Regions from separate parts of the Homo sapiens genome. Here region 2 is linked to region 1. A link is an interaction called in ENCODE POLR2A ChIA-PET data of the cell type or tissue named here. Cell type or tissue: B cell. All regions are shown on one strand. Links, peaks and the distances in the headings refer to the core of each region. The heading gives the core; the rest is flanking DNA.

Region 1 (8,325 bases), core at 209-8,208:
ACATGGTGAAACCCCATCTGTACTAAAAATACAAAAATTAGCTGGGCATGGTGGCAGGCACCTATAATTCCAGCTACTTGGGAGGCTGAGGCGAGAGAATCGCTTGAACCTGGAGGCAGAGGCTACAGTGAGTTGAGATTGCGCCACTGCACTCCAGCCTGGGCAACAGAGTGAGACTCCATCTCAAAAATAAATAGATAAATAAATAAAATGGGGGTGGGGTGCACTGTTACTATTTGAACAGCTTGGCATAGTTTCCAGTGGCCATTTACTGCTCCCTTCCAGAACGAGTCTCCCGATTCACCCCTGCCTCCTTGGAGACTACACCACCTGCCCTTCGAGATGTGTTGTTTACGTGTCCCTGATGTCTTCCTTTTCTGACTGAGTCCCCCTGCCCAGGGACCTGCCTTTCCAGATCCATTGCTCCAACCGGGGGCAATAGTAGGCTGGCAACTGGCTCTCTGGGAAACAAACCCCTGATGAGTTGGCCGATCGCTGTGCTGTAAATCCTCCCCATATGGCTGATTTTAAGCCACCCATGGCCTAACAAGAGTGTCATAATGGGAGCTGGTACGTGCCAGCTTTAGTCCCCAGGCATTCAGCGGGTGCTTAATAGATGATGGTTGAATGAGGAGGAAAGGATGCAGAGAGTGTTGGTCAGCTAGATTTGGGAGCTGCGGGCGATACTGTAGGTGAGAAGGGCTTTCAGGGGGAGGCATGGGAGGGCTGGAGGTGAGGGGCCACCCTGCACCAGCCCTGGGGTGAGGCTTGAGGGAACGGAGAGCTTCTGGTGTCCTCCCCGTCCTGAGACCCTTTGCACCCCTGACCCTGACGCACACTTGCACTAACCCCTCCTTCGAGGGGCTCCTCTCCACCTTGGCCTGGCCTTGGGGTTCTGCACAGAATGGGCCCCAAGCTTAAGCCAATGAGAGCTCAGAGATGTGGCCCAAGCAGGTCCCAAACCTCATGTTCCATTCCCTTGCTGTGCTGTTCCCTCGACTTGAATTCCTCTTCCATTCACTGTCCCCTGTAACTCTGTTGTCCATCAAAAGCTTCCTCATGACCCCCTTCCTCTGTGACACCAGCCCCACAACCCAAGTCAGACAGACCCATCTCCCCTTCTGCTCTTCCCCCGATGCTACAGCCCCTCCCATGTACACGTTCCTGCCTATAAAAATATCAATAGCCAGCATGTGTTGTGTTCCTATGGCAGCCAGTGACAGAGGTTCCAGGATAGTCCCCTCTACAGATGGGGAAATTGAGGTGCAGTCTCTTGTTCACACTGACCCACTCTTTTTTTTTTTTCTTTTGAGAAGAGTCTCACTCTGTCACCAGGCTGGAGTGCAGTGGCATGATCTCGGCTCACTGCAACCTCTGACTCCCTGGTTCAAGTGATTCTCCTCCCTCAGCCTCCCGAGCAGCTGGGAGTATAGGCACGTGCCACCATGCCCAGCTAATTTTTGTATTTTTAGTAGAGATGGGGTTTCACCATGTGGGCCAGATGTTCTCAAGCTCCTGACCTTGTGATCCGCCTGCCTCGGCCTCCCAAAGTGCTGGGATTACAGGCCTGAGCCACCACACCCAGCCTGCACTGACCCACTCTTTACATCTTAGCTGCAGCATCTCTGGCTCAGGGAAGCCCACATGCTTCCTGGTGTTCTTGCTGTCAGCTCCCAGAGTATCACGCCGGTGTCTTTGGCGTGTTTGTTACGTGTTCCTGATATACTTTCAGCGACACAGGTACTGAGGAGGCCCTCAGTTAAATGTGCAGATGGATGGATGAATGGATGAATGAATGAAAGAATGAATGAATGAGTGAATGAATAATTCTCAGCCCAGGTGAGCAGCCTTGCTGTCCTGCTTATTACTCCTTCTCCATCCCTGATGGAAGGGACTGACCCTCCAGAGGGCAGCCTCACACTACAGAGGGAGGGTACAGGGACCTGCTTGGGAGGGGCTATTGTCCCCACCGCCAGGAAGGGGACAGTGAGGCTTCGGGAAGGGGCGGAGCTGCCCATGGGCTGGAAGCAGGCCAGGAACCCCCTCTCACAGCAGGGAGCTGACAAGGGGACCCACGGCCTTGCCCATAAGTCAGGAAGTTAACCGACTTGTCACGTACTTCTCCTTGGGCTGCCTGAAGTGGAATTCCCCCTTTTGGCTCACTTATTTTCATCTTTTCTATAAAAATAAAATTGAAACAATGGAAATCATTCACACACCTAATTACCGTATTGTTTATGAACTTATTTGGCTCAAAACTTTGGTTCTTACCGAAGTGGGAATCCCTTGAGAGGGGTGGGTGAGGGCCAGGCCAGGGAGACAGACCTGTGCACGTGCCAGGACCTCAGAGCCTGCTCTCCGGCTGCCCTCTCTGGGCAGGCCAGGAACTTCCCAGAAGGAACAGCCCAGAGACAGGGTTCTAAGTGAGGGAGGCCGGCCCGAGTGGGTTCTGGGACTCTGGCTGGCAGGCCTGGTGGTGGATGGCTCCCATGGTTGTCCTCCCCACCTTGGCCTCCGGGTCATCATAATTTGCTGCTCTTTATCAAGCACTTCCTATGTGCTGGGCCCAGGGCCAACCAACCACTTTCTATGCATTCTCCCAGAGATGTCTCTAACTTGCTGAGAGGCAAGCACTATTATCATCCCTGTTTGGCACTTTGAGGGTACCCAGAGTTGGGGGTCCACAGCTGGGAAGTGGCAGGGCTGGGATTGTGTCCAGCCTATAGGACCCTCAGAGAGCAGCCTCCCTCGGTCACCCAGACCTGTTCCTTCTCTCCCGTGGGCTCCCAGCAGGGCCTGTTCCCTGAGGCTTGGAGCCCTGAGACAGCCATCACTTAGCCTCTTGGCCTCCAGGCTTCCCCTTCAAGGCCCTCCTTCTGCCACTGTCCTGGGCCCTGTCTCTGGAACGCCTGCTCAATGTCACCTGGGCGGCCTGCGTAAAGTACCTGTTTGCCAGACCCTAGCCAGCCCTGCTGAGTGAGCATCTCACAACGGGAGGGCTGGAAGCCCACAGTTTAAAAAATACTGACTTGGACTCCCAAAGTAATCCTAGTACTTTGGGAGGCTGAGGCAGGAGGATTCATTGAGTCCAGGAGTCCGAGACCAGCCTGGGCAACATAGTGGGACCCTGTCTCTACAAAAAATTAAAAAAAAAATTAGGCAGGTATGGTGGCAAACGCCTATAGCCTCATCTACTTGGAAGGTTGAGGGGGAAGATCACTTGAGCCCAGGAGGTCAAGGCTGCAGTGAGCTGAGATCGCACCACCACTCTCCAGCCTGAGCGACAGAGCAAGACCATATCTCAAAAATTAAAAAAAAATAAAAAATGCTGCCCTGAGGATACAGAGGCCTGTGCATTCCAAGAGCCAGTTCACAGCTCCCTGGCATCTGTAGTGGCTACTAGATTTCCCAATCCCCAACCCTTGTAACCCAGATCCTGTGACCGAGCCCCCGCCTGTGTTCGTAGCCTGGGCCCCACCAGCTCTTCATACACCGCGCTCACCCCTGCCCCACCGCCCCCGCCATGCTGTCATCCTAGCACTTGCTGCCTCTGCCTCTTCCTGGAAGCAAGTCCCAGGCAGGGCATGATGCCCAGAGCTTGCCTAATGCACTGGGCAAATCTCTCGTGGTGAGTCCTCATCTTGCTACCTGGGGCCTGGCACATGGTTGTGGCAAATTGTGGTGGGTGAGTGATGGTGGCTGCCACAGGAGAGGGGCACAGGGAGAGCTGCAGGTGACTGGGGATGGGTTGGGCCCCCGGGCTGGCACCGGGCATGCACTAGGGCCTGGCTCTGTGCCTGGCACGTAGAAGGCATTTGATGCATATTTCTTGTCTTTTTTTTTTTTGAGACGGAGTTTCACTGTGTCACCCAGGCTGGAGTGCAGTGGCGCGATCTCAGCTCACTGCAACCTCTGCCTCCTGGGTTCAAACGATTCTCCTGCCTCAGCCTTCCCAGGTAGCTGGGATTATAGACGCCCACCACCACACCCAGCTAATTTTTGTATTTTTAGTAGAGACGGGGTTTCATCATGTTGGCCAGGCTGGTCTCCAACTCCTGACCTCAAGTGATCCACCTGCCTCCGCCTCCCAAAGTGCTGAGATTACAGGTGTGAGCCTCTGAGCCTGGCCTGATACATATTTATTTTTTTTTCTTTTTGAGACAGAGTCTTGCTCTGTTGCCCAGGCTGGAGTGCAGTGGCATGATCTCGGCTCACTGTAAGCTCTGCCTCCCAGGTTCACGCCATTCTCCTACCTCAGCCTCCCAAGTAGCTGGGACTACAGGCGCCTGCCACCACACCTGGCTAATTTTTTTTTTCGTATTTTTAGTAGAGACGGGGTTTCACCATGTTAGCCAGCATGGTCTCGATCTCCTGACCTCGTGATCTGCCTGCCTCGGCCTCCCAAAGTGCTGGGATTACAGCCATGAGCCACCACGCCCGGCCTCTGTCAGGCTTTATCTTTCTCCACTCCAGGACCAGAGCTCAGTCCTGAGCCCGGAGCACTTTGCTCTCCCCAGCTCCTGCTCATCTACGCTGGCCTCTGACCTGGTTCCTGCTGAGAAATGCTCTGAACTGGGGGCAGGGGAAGAGGGAGGGGTGCAGTCCCACACGGGCCTGGTGTCTCCTCCTTCACACCACACAGGGGATCCTCAGCTCTCTGAGGCACTCTGGGTAAGTTTCCCAGGGCCCCAGACGTTAAGGTTCCCTCTGCAAAAATGGGTGGGTTCAGCTGGCCACGTGGCCTCTCTGGGCTGATACCCTGGGCTCAGCTACACCCCTTGGAAGGTTTTCCCTTGGGATATGGGCACAAGTGAAAAACAGAGCCATACCCTCCAACTCACTGTGGGCATTCAGTGAAACCATGTGTGTAAGACGCTTTGTTAATTGTAGAACGCTGCACAAACTCATCAGGTCCCTCACCCGTCAGGCAGGCTCTACTGCAGACACTAGACACGATCGAACCACTTCCCCTGCTTAGCACTCAATTTCCATATAGTGAAATGAGGTTTATTTTGGCACCGTGGCCCATGGTTCCTGAGATATGAAAATGAAATCATGCAAAAAAACTCCAGCACTTTGGGAGGCCGAGGGGGGTGGATCACCAGAGGTCAGGTGTTCAAGACCAGCCTGGTTAACATGGTGAAGCCCCGTCTCTACTAAAAATACAAAAATTAGCCGGGCATGGTGGCGGGTGCCTGTAATCTCAGCTACTCGGGAGGCTGAGGCAGGAGAGTCACTTGAACCTGGGCGGCAGAAGTTGCAGTGAGCTGAGATTGTGCCACTGCACTCCAACCTGGGTGACAGAGTGAGACTCCGTCTTAAAAAAAAAAAAAAAAAGAAAAGAAAAAAGCCTGATAGAGCAAAATGCGCACTGCCCGAAGGTGACAGAAACCCATGTTGATGTTGGTTCCAGCAAAAGGTGCATGGGGAAGAGAAAGGCCTGCGAGGAAGGCCCAGTCAGAAGCCAGCCAGGCCCAGGGGTGGCAGGATGGTGGGGACACTGCCCTGCTTCTTTCTCTGTGCTTTCCTGATGTTCTAGAATGGATGAGAAACCTTTAAACCAGAAAAATGCAGTTGTATTCTAACAGCGGGAAGAAAAGGAGCCCCGGAGACAGCCGGCTCCTGCTTGGTCTGATTCTGGGGCCACCGCTTGCGGGCAGTGACCGGCTGTGGGGTCTCACCGTGGGGCTTGCCTAGCACCAGGCACTTCTACCAGAGCAAGTGGATCTGCGGCAGGAGGCCTGTGTTGCTCTAATTCCTGGAAATTGGGTCATGGGAGCCCAGGCCTGGAGCTCCTGGAATGCAGTGCTCTGAGAATTTTGTCCAAACACCTCTGACCTCCTTCCTCCGGGGCTGGTCCAGCCTCTTTCTTCCCCCGCGTCCCCCATGCTCCAGCCTCTTGGGCAATTGTCATACTCCGTATGTGAGCCTCACCTTCCTACTTCCCGGCCTTTGCTGATACTGGTCCCCTGCCCTCCTGAAGAGCCTGCCCCTTCCAGCCCAGCTGCTGCCAGAGCCCCCTCTCCTTAGGAAGCCCCTCCTGCCCCTCCCAGACAGAGGTGCCCGCAGGGCAGGAGCCAGGGCTGCTTGTTTCACCTCCATGCTGAAGCCCAGCGGGCGTGGTCATCCCTGTTGGCTGATGTTGTTACTGACCCCGGCCTCTAAGTGCTTTTCCCACTATCCTCCTACACACGGGTCAAGTTCTGCCTAGTGGTAGCGTTATTTGTCATTGCATCTGAGCCTTGATCCTGGGTGGGGTCAGTTTCTGTTTCTCTCCCAGCTTCTGACTCTGTACCCAGTACACTTTGTGCCCGGTACAGAGCACTCATCTGTCCATCCGTTCTTTCAGCAATTACTCCCTAAGTGCCTATTGTGCGCCGGTGACTGAGCTAGGTGGCAGGGGCACAGCTCTGCTGACATCAGGGTGGGCGGCTTGCAGTTTGCTTGCATGTGTTTTGTGCATGCTACATGTGTATGCACACAGCATGAACATCTCCATCACATATAAACTAGCGTCTCTTAGGCTGCGCAGTCCTCTAGGCACCTTGTGCATTCCTGGTTAATTCAGCGAGTGTTGACAGAGTGCCCACCAAGCAGGTGCCAGGCCCTGACATGAAGTCTTTGCCCTTGTGAAGCACCTGTCTTGTGGAGCCATTGCAGTGAGAGCTGGTGCAGAGGGTGAAGGGCAGGGGGTTGGGGCAGCATCCTGGAGAGATGGGAAAGGGGTGGGGAAGGGAATTTCTGCCTGGCTGGGGTGTGCTTTGGGATCCCCTCTGCGGCCCTGGGGGCATCCCAGGCCTAGGAAAGCTGGACTGGGCCTTCTCGCTTTGGGAGTGCAGGCAGCCCCATCTCTTTGGTTCCGCTGCTCTCAAGAGCCCCAAAGAGTGATGAGGCTAAGAAGGTAGGAGTGGGCAGGAGCCCTGCTGCTGGGCACCGCGAAGAGAATACGAAGTACAGTGTCCCAAAGAGGAGACACATGGACACGACACGGGACCTGTGATGGAGAGCTAGCTTGCTTGCTTCCTTCTTTTTTCTTTTCTTTTCTTTTCGTTTCGTTTCGTTTTGTTTCATTTCGTTTCTTTTCTTTCAGACAGAGTCTGGATCTGTTTCGTTTTGTTTCGTTTCGTTTCGTTTCTTTCAGATGGAGTCTGGATCTGTCGCCCAGGCTAGAGTGCAATGGCAATCTCGGCTCAGTCTCAAAAAAAAAAAAAAAAAAAAGAGGTAGAACCTTCAGATGCAGACAGAGAACCTAGAATCTGAAACTTAGAGGAGGAAACCTGGAGCAGCAAAGCTAGAATGTGGGTCTTCCAGAACATGGAGCTCGGAGGCCGCCACCCTCACCTTGATGAGCAGCAGTGGGCACATTGGCAGCTCTGCTGAGCTGGGCTGGGATGAGGACCCCCTCATAGCCTCCTAGGTTCCTGACCCTGGGCACATCCCCTCTCCAAGCAGAGGTGGACAGAGAGTAATTGGGAGAGGAAAAGAGACAGGGTGCCTTGTTCCAGCTGAGGGCGGGCTCCCTGGGTGCCCAGAGCCCCAGCCAGCTGTGTGCTTGCTCTGTCAGGACCACCCCCAGCAGGAAGCTAACTGATGCTCAGGTTCCCAGATCCCAGGGGCAACGCTGCCACCCTCCTGCCCAGGAGCTGCAGGCTGCAGGCAGGTGTGGCCTTGTCACCTCCCCAGGTCCCCACGGTGGCAGAGCCACATTCAAGCCCATTCCCTCACTCAGCAGCGCACCTGCAGCACCAGGGCATGAGGCAGTGAACACACAGCCGTGAGCTGTGGTTCAGACGCTGGCAGGGAGGATCCTAACTACTGAGCCGCTCTTCCTTTCCCACCGTCTTCCCATAGCTCCTCCTGGCCATGAAGGCTCCAGTCATTTCCTGTATCTCCCCTCTGCCACCGCTATCCCATTGGAAGGGGCCCTTAGGATTCACGTAGCTAAGCTGCCTCATTGGGGTGTGACAAGCCCAAGTTGGCAAAGCAGGCAGGACTAGGACCATGGGCCACTTGTGTGAGCCCCAGACAGGCCTGAGAGCCCTGCAGCATTGACTGGAAGGTGCGGGTGTGTGGATTTGGCGTGGTCATTTATTCATTCAACAAACTCAGGGTGAGCACCTTTTTTGTGTGGGGCTCAGTGCTTGAGGCTGGGGACCCAGGGGCATCAGACAGCACAGCCCTTGTGTGGGACAAGGGGTTCTGGGGAGTAGGCTGGGGTCAGGGAGGCCTGGAGAAGTGCAGCTCAGCCGAATCCTCCAGGAACAGGCACGGAGATTGAAGGGTGAGATTACACAGAAACTTCTGTGCCTCCTTGAGGGACTTGGA
Region 2 (8,325 bases), core at 195-8,194, 2.0 Mb after region 1:
CCTCCCAGGTTCACGCCATTCTCCTGCCTCGGCCTCCCGAGTAGCTGTGACTACAGGCGCCCGCCATCGCTTCCAGCTAATTTTTTGTATTTTTAGTAGACACGGGGTTTCACCGTGTTAGCCAGGATGGTCTCGATCTCCTGACTTCGTGATCCTCCCACCTCAGCCTCCCAAAGGGCTGGGGTTACAGGTGTGAGCCACCACGCCCGGCCTTAAATATTTTAAAATAAATAAAATTGGCTGGGCGCGGTGGCTCATGCTGTAATGCCAGCACTTTGGGAGACTAAGATGGGCGGATCAACTGAGGTCAGGAGTTAAAAGACTAGCCTGACCAACATGGTGAAACCCTGAAAATCTTCTAAAAATACAAAATTAGTTGGGTGTGGTGGCACATGTCTGTAATCCCAGGTGCTTGGGAGGTTAAGGCAGTAGAATTGCTTGAACTTGGGAGGCGGAGGTTGCAGTGAGCCGAGATCACACCATTGCACTCCAGCCTGGACAACAAGAGTGAAAGTCTCAAAAATAAAATAAATAAAATTATAATTTGATAAATTTTGTATACCCATGAAAGCATCACTACGATCAAGGTAATGACTATATCTCTCACCTCCAAGTTTCGTTATTCCCTGCCATTTTAAAAAAATTTTATTATTATTTTTTGAGACAGGGTCTCACTCTGTTGCCCAGGCTGAAGTGCAGTGGCTTGATCTCAGTTCACTGCAGCCTTTACCTCCCGGGTGCAAGTGATCCTTTCACCTCAGCCCCCAAGTAGCTGGGACTACAGGCACGTGCCACCACGCCCACCTAATTTTTATATTTTTTGTAGAAATGGTGTTTTACTGTCTTGCCCAGGCTGGTCTTGAACTCCTGAGCACTTTGGCTTCCTAAAGTGCTAGGATTACATATTCCCCTTTTTAAATTCCTCCTGCTTGACCCCGCCATCCTTGTGTCCCCAGGCAACCACTAATCTGCTTTCCTTCGCTACAGGTGAATTTGCATTTTCTATAAATGGAATCAGATAGTACCTACTTATTTTTCTTTTAAGGTGTGGCTTTCAGCCAGGCATGGTAGCTCACACCTGTGATCCCAACACTTTAGGAGGCTGAGGAGGGTGGATCACGAGGTCAGGAGATCAAGACCATCCTGGCTAACACGGTAAAACTCCGTCTCTACTAAAAAATACAAAAAATAAGCCGGGCATGGTGGCGGGCGCCTGTAGTCCCAGCTAATCAGGAGGCTGAGGCAGGAGAATGGCATGAACCCGGGAGGCAGAGCTTCCAGTGAGCCAAGATAGCGCCACTGCACTCCAGCCTGGATGACAGAGAGAGACTCCATCTCAAAAAAAAAAAAAATTTTTTTTTTGGGCCAGGCGCGGTGGCACACACCTGTAATCCCAGCACTTTGGGAGGATGAGGCAGGTGGATCACCTGAAGTCAGGAGTTCACAACCAGCCTGACTAACATGGTGAAACCCAGTCTCTACTAAATACAAAAAAATTAGCCAGGCATGGTGGCACATGCCTGTAATCTGAGCTACTTGGGAGGTTGAGGCAGGAGAATCACTTGTACCTGGGAGGCGGAGGTTGCAGTGAGCTGAGATTGAGCCATTGCACTCCAGCCTGGGCAACAAGAACAAGACACCGTCTCAAAAAAAAAATTTTTTTTTTGGCAGAGCATGGTAACACACACCTGTAATTCCAGCACTTTGGGAGGCCAAGGCAGGCAGTTCACCTGAGGTCAGGAGTTCGAGACCAGCCTGGCCAACATGTTGAAACCCCATCTGTACTAAAAATACAAAAATTAGCCATGCATGGTGTTGTGTGCCTGTAGTCACAGCTACTCAGGAAGCTGAGGCAGGAGAGTCACTTGAACCTGGGAGGTGGAGGTTGCAGTGAGTGAGCTGAGATTACGCCACTGCATTCCAGCCTGGGTAACAGAGTGAGACTCCGTCTTAAAAAACAAATTTTTTATTGGTGTGGCTTTTACTCAGCATTATTATTTTGAGATTCAGCCATGTTGTGTGTGTCAGTAGTTCATTTATTTTCATCACGAATAGTAGTCCATAGTATAAATGTGCCACCATTGGTTCAACCATTCACCCATTGAAGGACATTTGGGTGTTTCCAGTTTGGGGCCATAACAAATAACGCTGGTATGAACATTTGCATATAAGTATTTTATTTTTCTTTGAGACAGGGACTCACTCGATTCCCCAGGGTGGAGTGCAGCGGTACGATCATGGTTCACTGCACCCTCGATCTTCTGGGCTCAGGTGATCCTCCCCGCTCAGCCTCTGAAGTATCTGGGACTACAGGTAGGCACCATACCTGGCTTAATTTTTAAAAAGGTTTTTGTGGTTTAGCTGGGCTTGGTGGTGTGTGCCTGTAATCTCAGCTATTTGGGAGGCTGAGGCAAGAGAATCACTTGAACCTGGGCGACAGAGATTGCAGTAAGCCAAGATGGCACCATTGCACTCCAGCCTGGGCGACAGAGCAAAATTACATCTCAAAAAAAAAGAAAATTCTGTAGAGATAGGATCTTGCTATGTTGCCCAGGCTGGTCTCAAACTCCTGGACCCAAGTGATCCTCCCACCTTGGCCTGCCAAATACTTGGGATTATAGGCATGAGCCACTGCACCTCACAAAGACTTGCATGCACTTGGCCTTGCATGCAAGTCTTTATAAGGACATAACGTTTATTTCCTTCCCCCTTTTTTTTTTTTTTTGAGACGGAGTCTCGCTCTCATTGCTCAGGCTAGAGTGCAGTGGTGCTATCTCGGCTCACTGCAATCTCTGCCTCCTGGGTTCAAGTGATTCTCCTGCCTCAGCCTCCCAAGTAGCTGGGATTACAGGCGCCAGCCACCACGCCCGGCTAATTTTTGTATTTTTAGTAGAGATGGGATTTCACCATGTTGGCCAGGCTGGTCTTGAACTCCTGACCTCAGGTGATTGGCCCACCTTGGCCTCCCAAAGTGTTGAGATTATAGGCGTGAGCCACCTCACTAGGCCTTATTTCTTTTTCCTTTTTTTGTTTTTTGAGACGGAGTCTTGCATCTCGCTCTGTCGCTCAGGCGGTAATACAGTAGCAAGTTCTCTGCTCACTGCAACCTCCACCTCCTTGGTTCAAGCAATTCTCCTGCCTCAGCCTCCTGAGTGGCTGGGACTCCAGGCGTGTACTCCTACGTCCGGCTAATTTTTTTTTTTTTTTTGAGATGGAGTCTCACTCTGTCGCCAGGCTGGAGTGCAGTGGCACGATAGCGGCTCACTGTAACCTCCGCCACCGGGGTTCAAGTGATTCTCCTGCCTCAGCCTCCCGAGTAGCTGGGACTACAGGTGCGTACCATCACGCCCAGCTAATTTTTGTATTTTTAGTGGAGATAGGGTTTCACCGTGTTGGCCAGGATGGTCTCGATCTCTTGACCTCATGATCCACACACCTCAGCCTCCCAAAGTACTGGGATTACAGTCGTGAGACACTGTGCCCAGCCTATTTCCTTTTCTTGTGAGGAGATAGGAATAGAATGGCTGTATCACATGGTAAATGTATAACTTCTTTTTGAGCCCAGGTCTCACTCTGTCATTCAGGCTGGAGTTCAGTGGCCCACTGCAGCCTTAACATCCCAGTCTCAAGCAATCCTCTCACCTCAGCCTCCTGAGTAGCTGGGACCACAGGTGCCAGCCATAACACCTCACTAATTTTTTTTTTTTTTTTTTTGAGACAGAGTCTTGTTATGTTGCCTGGGCTGTAGTGCTATGGGGGAATCTCAGCTCACTTCAACCTCTGCCTCCCAGGCTCAAGCGATTCTCCTGCCTCAGCCTCCCAAGTAGCTGGGACTACAGGCACACACCACCATGCTTGGCTAATTTTTGTATTTTTAGTAGAGATGAAGTTTCACCATTTTGGCCAGGCTGGTCTCAAACTCCTGACCTAGTGATCTGCCTGCCTTGGCCTCCCAAAGTGCTGGGATTACAGGCATGAGCCACCACGCCCAGCCCACTAATTTTTTAAGTTTTTGTAGAGATGGGGTCTTGCCATGTTGCCCAGGCTGGTCTTGAACTCCTGGGCTTAAGTGATCCTCCCACCTCAGCCTCTCAAAGTGGTAGGATTACAGGTGTAAGCCACCACGCTTGACCATTTTTTGTAGAGACAAGGTCTTCTCACTGTGTTGCACAGGCTGGTCTTGAACTCCTTGGGCTCAAACAATCCTCCCACCTTGGCCTCCCAAAGTACGGGGATCACCGGCATGAGCCACCATGTCTGGCTGTATGTTTAACTTTTTAAGAAACTTCCCGGCCAGGCGCAGTCGCTCACGCCTGTAATCCGAGCACTTTGTGAGGCCGAGGCGGGCGGATCACAAGGTCAGGAGATCGAGACTTTCCTGGCTAAACGGTGAAACCCCATCTCTACTAAAAATATAAAAAATTAGCTGGGCGTGGTGGCGGGTGCCTGTAGTCCCAGCTATTCGGGACACTGAGGCAGGAGAATGGCGTGAACCCGGGAGGCGGAGCTTGCAGTGAGCCGAGATTGCGCCACTGCACTCCAACCTGGGCAACAGAGCAAGACTCCATCTCAAAAAGAAAACAAAAACAAAAAAAAAAGAAGAAACTTCCCTTCTGGCCGGGCGCGGTGGCTCACGCCTGTAACCCCAACATTTTGGGAGGCCGAGGCAGGTGGATCCCCTGAGGTCAGGAGTTCAAGACTAGCCTAGCCAACATGGCGAAACCCCGTCTCTACTAAAAATACAAAAAAATTAAGTGATGTGGTGGCAGGCGCCTGTAATCCCAGCTACCTGGGAGGCTGAGACAGGGAGAATTGCTTGAACCCGAGAGGCAGAGGTTGCAGTGAGCCGATATCGAGCTACTACACTCCAGCCTGGGCAACAGAGCGAGACTCTGTGAAGAAAAAAAAAAAAGAAGAAACTTCCCTTCCACATTATTTTCCAAAATGGTTGTACCATTTTACATTCTCATCAGCAGTATATAAAGTTACTAATTCCTGCACATCTTCACCAGCATTTGGTGTGTACAGTCTCTTTCATTTTAGCTGTTTTAATAGGTATGTTCATTGTGGTTTTAGGCGGGGTGCGGTGGCTCAAGCCTGTAATCTCAGCACTTTGCGAGGGGTTTTACGTTTCTGCCTTCTGGAAACCTCTGTGGTTTGTTGAAAGAGTCACTTACACTTGCTGTGCCCTTGGCTTCACCCTTCACTCCTGTGCCCCTTAGTCTCACTCCTCTTTCCCCTCTCCACAGACTCCCTAAGGCCCCCTCAAATCCAGGGGTAACAAATCCAGGTGTCATGTTACCCTGCAACTCACCCTGAAGCACTTGGCATAAGTGCTGTTCCCCTTCAAATTCTTCACCTACTAGGTTGTCAACCCTCTGAAAAGCCTTCCAGGGCCACGTGGGAGCCTCGTCTGGGTGCATATAGCTCCTCGGCCGCCTCCTGCTGTGGATCTGATGTGGTGTTGAAGTATGAGACCTGGGTTTGTCTTCTCCCAGCTCTTCCACCAGTAGAAGTCCCCTCCAAGGGCAAGGCCTGGGTCTGCTCCTGCAGTGGTCCTTGCTCTGGACCTGGCATAAAGGAGGGCTCCAGGAGGGTTTGCAGTTGAATATGTGAGAGAAAGCTCTCTGTCTCTTTTTTTTTTTTTTTTTTTGAGACGGAGTCTCACTCTGTCACCAGGCTAGAGTGCAATGGTGTGATCTCGGCTCACTGCAACCTCCACCTCCCGGGTTCAAGTGATTCTTCTGCCTCAGCCTCCCAAGTAGCTGAGACTACAGGGGCATGCCACCATACCCAGCTAATTTTTTGTATTTTTAGTAGAGACGAGGTTTCATCATGTTGGACAGGCTGGTCTTGAACTCCTGACCTCAGGTGATCCATGCACCTGAGCCTCCCAAAGTGCTGGGATTACAGGCATGAGCCACTGCACCCGGCCGAGAAAGCTCTCTTATTGTCTTTGCCCCTAGCTACAGATAAGGCAACCACGGGGCAAGAAACTTACTGCGTATTGAAGAGAAAATCCCAGCTTCCTATCCAGGCTTCAGGCAGGGCCCATGCTATGGCCTGGAGCCCCCTTTGACCTCATCTGCTCCACTTGCCTCTTGCTTGCTGCTGGTCTTTTCTTCCCTGAACCCACCGTCCTGTTCCTGCCTCTCGCCCTTGGAAGTGTCTGGTCCTGCTGCTCTTCTCCCTGTTAAGCATGTGACAAGGAATCGTATGCTTCAGGTCACAGGTTGAAAGCCCCCTTCTCGGGAAGACCTGCCTTGTCTTGTCCACCCAATATAAGTGTCTACTTGGTCACTAGCCACTGTCACTGGTCGTGATTATCTTACCATCTGCCATTTTCTCATTTATTTGTTTGTTTTCAGTTAATAGAACATTGCTTCAGGAGAGCAAGGAATTTGTCTGCAGTTGCCCCTTATTTCCTCATGCCTAGCACAGTGTCCAGTGTTTATGGGGGCCCCATATTGAATGTGGAATTTTGTTTTTTTTTTGAGACAGGGTTTCACTCTGTTGCCCAGGCTGGAGTGCAGTGGCATGACCACATCTCACTTCTTCCTTGACCTCTTGGGCTCAAGTGATCCTCCCACCTCAGCCTCCTGAGTAGCTGGGACTGCAGGCATATGCCACCATGGCTGGCTAATTTTTTTATTTTTTGTAGAGACATGGGAGTCTCACCATGTTCCCCAGGATGGTCTCGAACTCCTGGGCTCAAGCAATCTTTCTGCCTTTGCCTCTCAAAGTTCTAGGATTACAAGCATGAGCCATTGCCTCAGCTGAATATTGAATGTTTAATATAATGAATCAGGCCGGGCGCGGTGGCTCATGACTGTAATCTCAATACTTTGGGAGACTGAGGCAGGCGGATCATTTGTGGTCAGGAGTTCTAGACTGGCCTGGCCAATATGGTGAAAATCCTTCTCTACTGAAAATATAAAAATTAGCCGGACATGGTGGCATGCACCTATAATCCCAGCTACTCGGGAGGCGGAGGCAGGAGAATCGCTTGAACCTGGGAGGCAGAGGTTGCAGTGAGCCAAGATCACACCACTGCACTCTAGCCTGGGTGACAGAGCGAGACTCCATCTCATATAAAAATAAAAATAGTATAGTGAATCAGGCTGGGTGAGGTGGCTTATACCTGTAATCCCAGCACTTTAGGAGGCATGAGGATCACTTGAGCCCAGGAATTTGAGACGAGCCTGGGCAACATAGTAAGACCCTGACTCTACAAAAAATTAAAAGTAAAAAATTAACTGGGTGTCATGGCTTGAACCTGTAATCCTAGCTACTCGGGAGACTGAGGCAGGAGGATTGCTTGAGCCTGGGAGGTCACAACTGCAGTGAGCCATGATCATGTCACTGCACTCCAGCCTGAGTGACAGAGGAAGGAAGAACCTGTCTCAAAAAATAATAATAATAATAATAATATAGTGAATCAGGGCAGAGCTAGAAAAACAACCCAGGTGTCTGGGCCTCTGGGCCAAGACTCTTCTCCTGTCTGGACTTCCCAGCCCTGCCACAGCGCGGCAATAGTTTGACTAGGTTTTTGTGTCTTGGGTTGGGGGGGTCCCACCTGATGGCATATGGTTCTGCCCAGGGCTCAACCTATCATTATTTCCTCACATCTTTGGGAAAAGTGCCACCATACAGGGTCCTCCTAGGGCCCTCCACAGGGCTCAGGAGCCAGTGGGGCAAGAAGAGGTGCAGGCACAGGGACCATCTTGAATGGCCTAGCTGGACAGGGGCCTAGCCTGACTGTCCCCTGTTGTACAAATGGGACAGATGTCAAGAGGGGTTCAAAGTTACACAGTGAATTGGCAGCTTCAAGGACCTAGAACCTACTTCTCTCTGATAGTGAAATTCCCCAAATTAAAAATTCAGAGAATTGGCCGGGCGCGGTATCTCACACTTGTAATCCCAGCTCTTTGGGAGGCTGAGGTGGGCGGATCACCTGAGGTCAGGAGTTTGAGACCAGCCTGGCCAACATGGCGAAACTCTGTCTCTACTAAAAGTACAAAAATTGGCCAGGCATGGTGGCTCATGCTTGTAACCCCAGCACTTTGGGAGGCTGAGGCGGGTGAATCACGCCGTCAGGAGGTCGAGACCATCTTGGCTAACACAGTGAACCCCTGTCTCTACTAAAAACACAAAACATTAGTTGGGTGTGATGGCACGCACCTGTAATCCCAGCTACTCGGGAGGCTGAGGCAAGAGAATCACTTGAACTCGGGAGGCAGAGGTTGCAGTGAGCCAAGATCGCGCCACTGCACTCCAGCCCGGGCAACAGTGCAAGACTCCGTCTCAAAAAAAAAAAAAGTACAA

What was found. ChIA-PET counts read pairs that join two places held together with the same protein. Peaks named below come from ENCODE experiments on the same cell type or tissue, not always from the same donor. Only the 100,000 strongest peaks of a DNase experiment are listed, where the experiment ranks them.
Region 2: POLR2A ChIA-PET joins it to region 1 with 6 read pairs; 1 of 35 experiments calls an interaction of 5 or more read pairs at or near these places.

The regions. Positions count from the first base shown.
Region 1 is chr22:39,460,612-39,468,936 of GRCh38, forward strand. The region is part of intron 1 of MGAT3 (beta-1,4-mannosyl-glycoprotein 4-beta-N-acetylglucosaminyltransferase); the gene reads left to right. Among named protein-coding and RNA genes, the nearest start is that of MGAT3, 7.8 kb to the left of the region's middle. RefSeq lists enhancers at 1,852-1,921, 6,423-6,472, 6,483-6,532, 6,945-7,214. In B cell, for the core only: no CTCF peak of the experiment used is centred there; DNase peaks (open chromatin) are centred at 2,100 and 4,950; H3K4me3 peaks cover 857 bases; H3K27ac peaks cover 4,852 bases.
Region 2 is chr22:41,420,785-41,429,109 of GRCh38, forward strand. No RefSeq gene overlaps it. Among named protein-coding and RNA genes, the nearest start is that of TOB2, 22 kb to the right of the region's middle. In B cell, for the core only: no CTCF peak of the experiment used is centred there; DNase peaks (open chromatin) are centred at 2,157, 2,646 and 5,107; H3K4me3 peaks cover 769 bases; H3K27ac peaks cover 2,771 bases.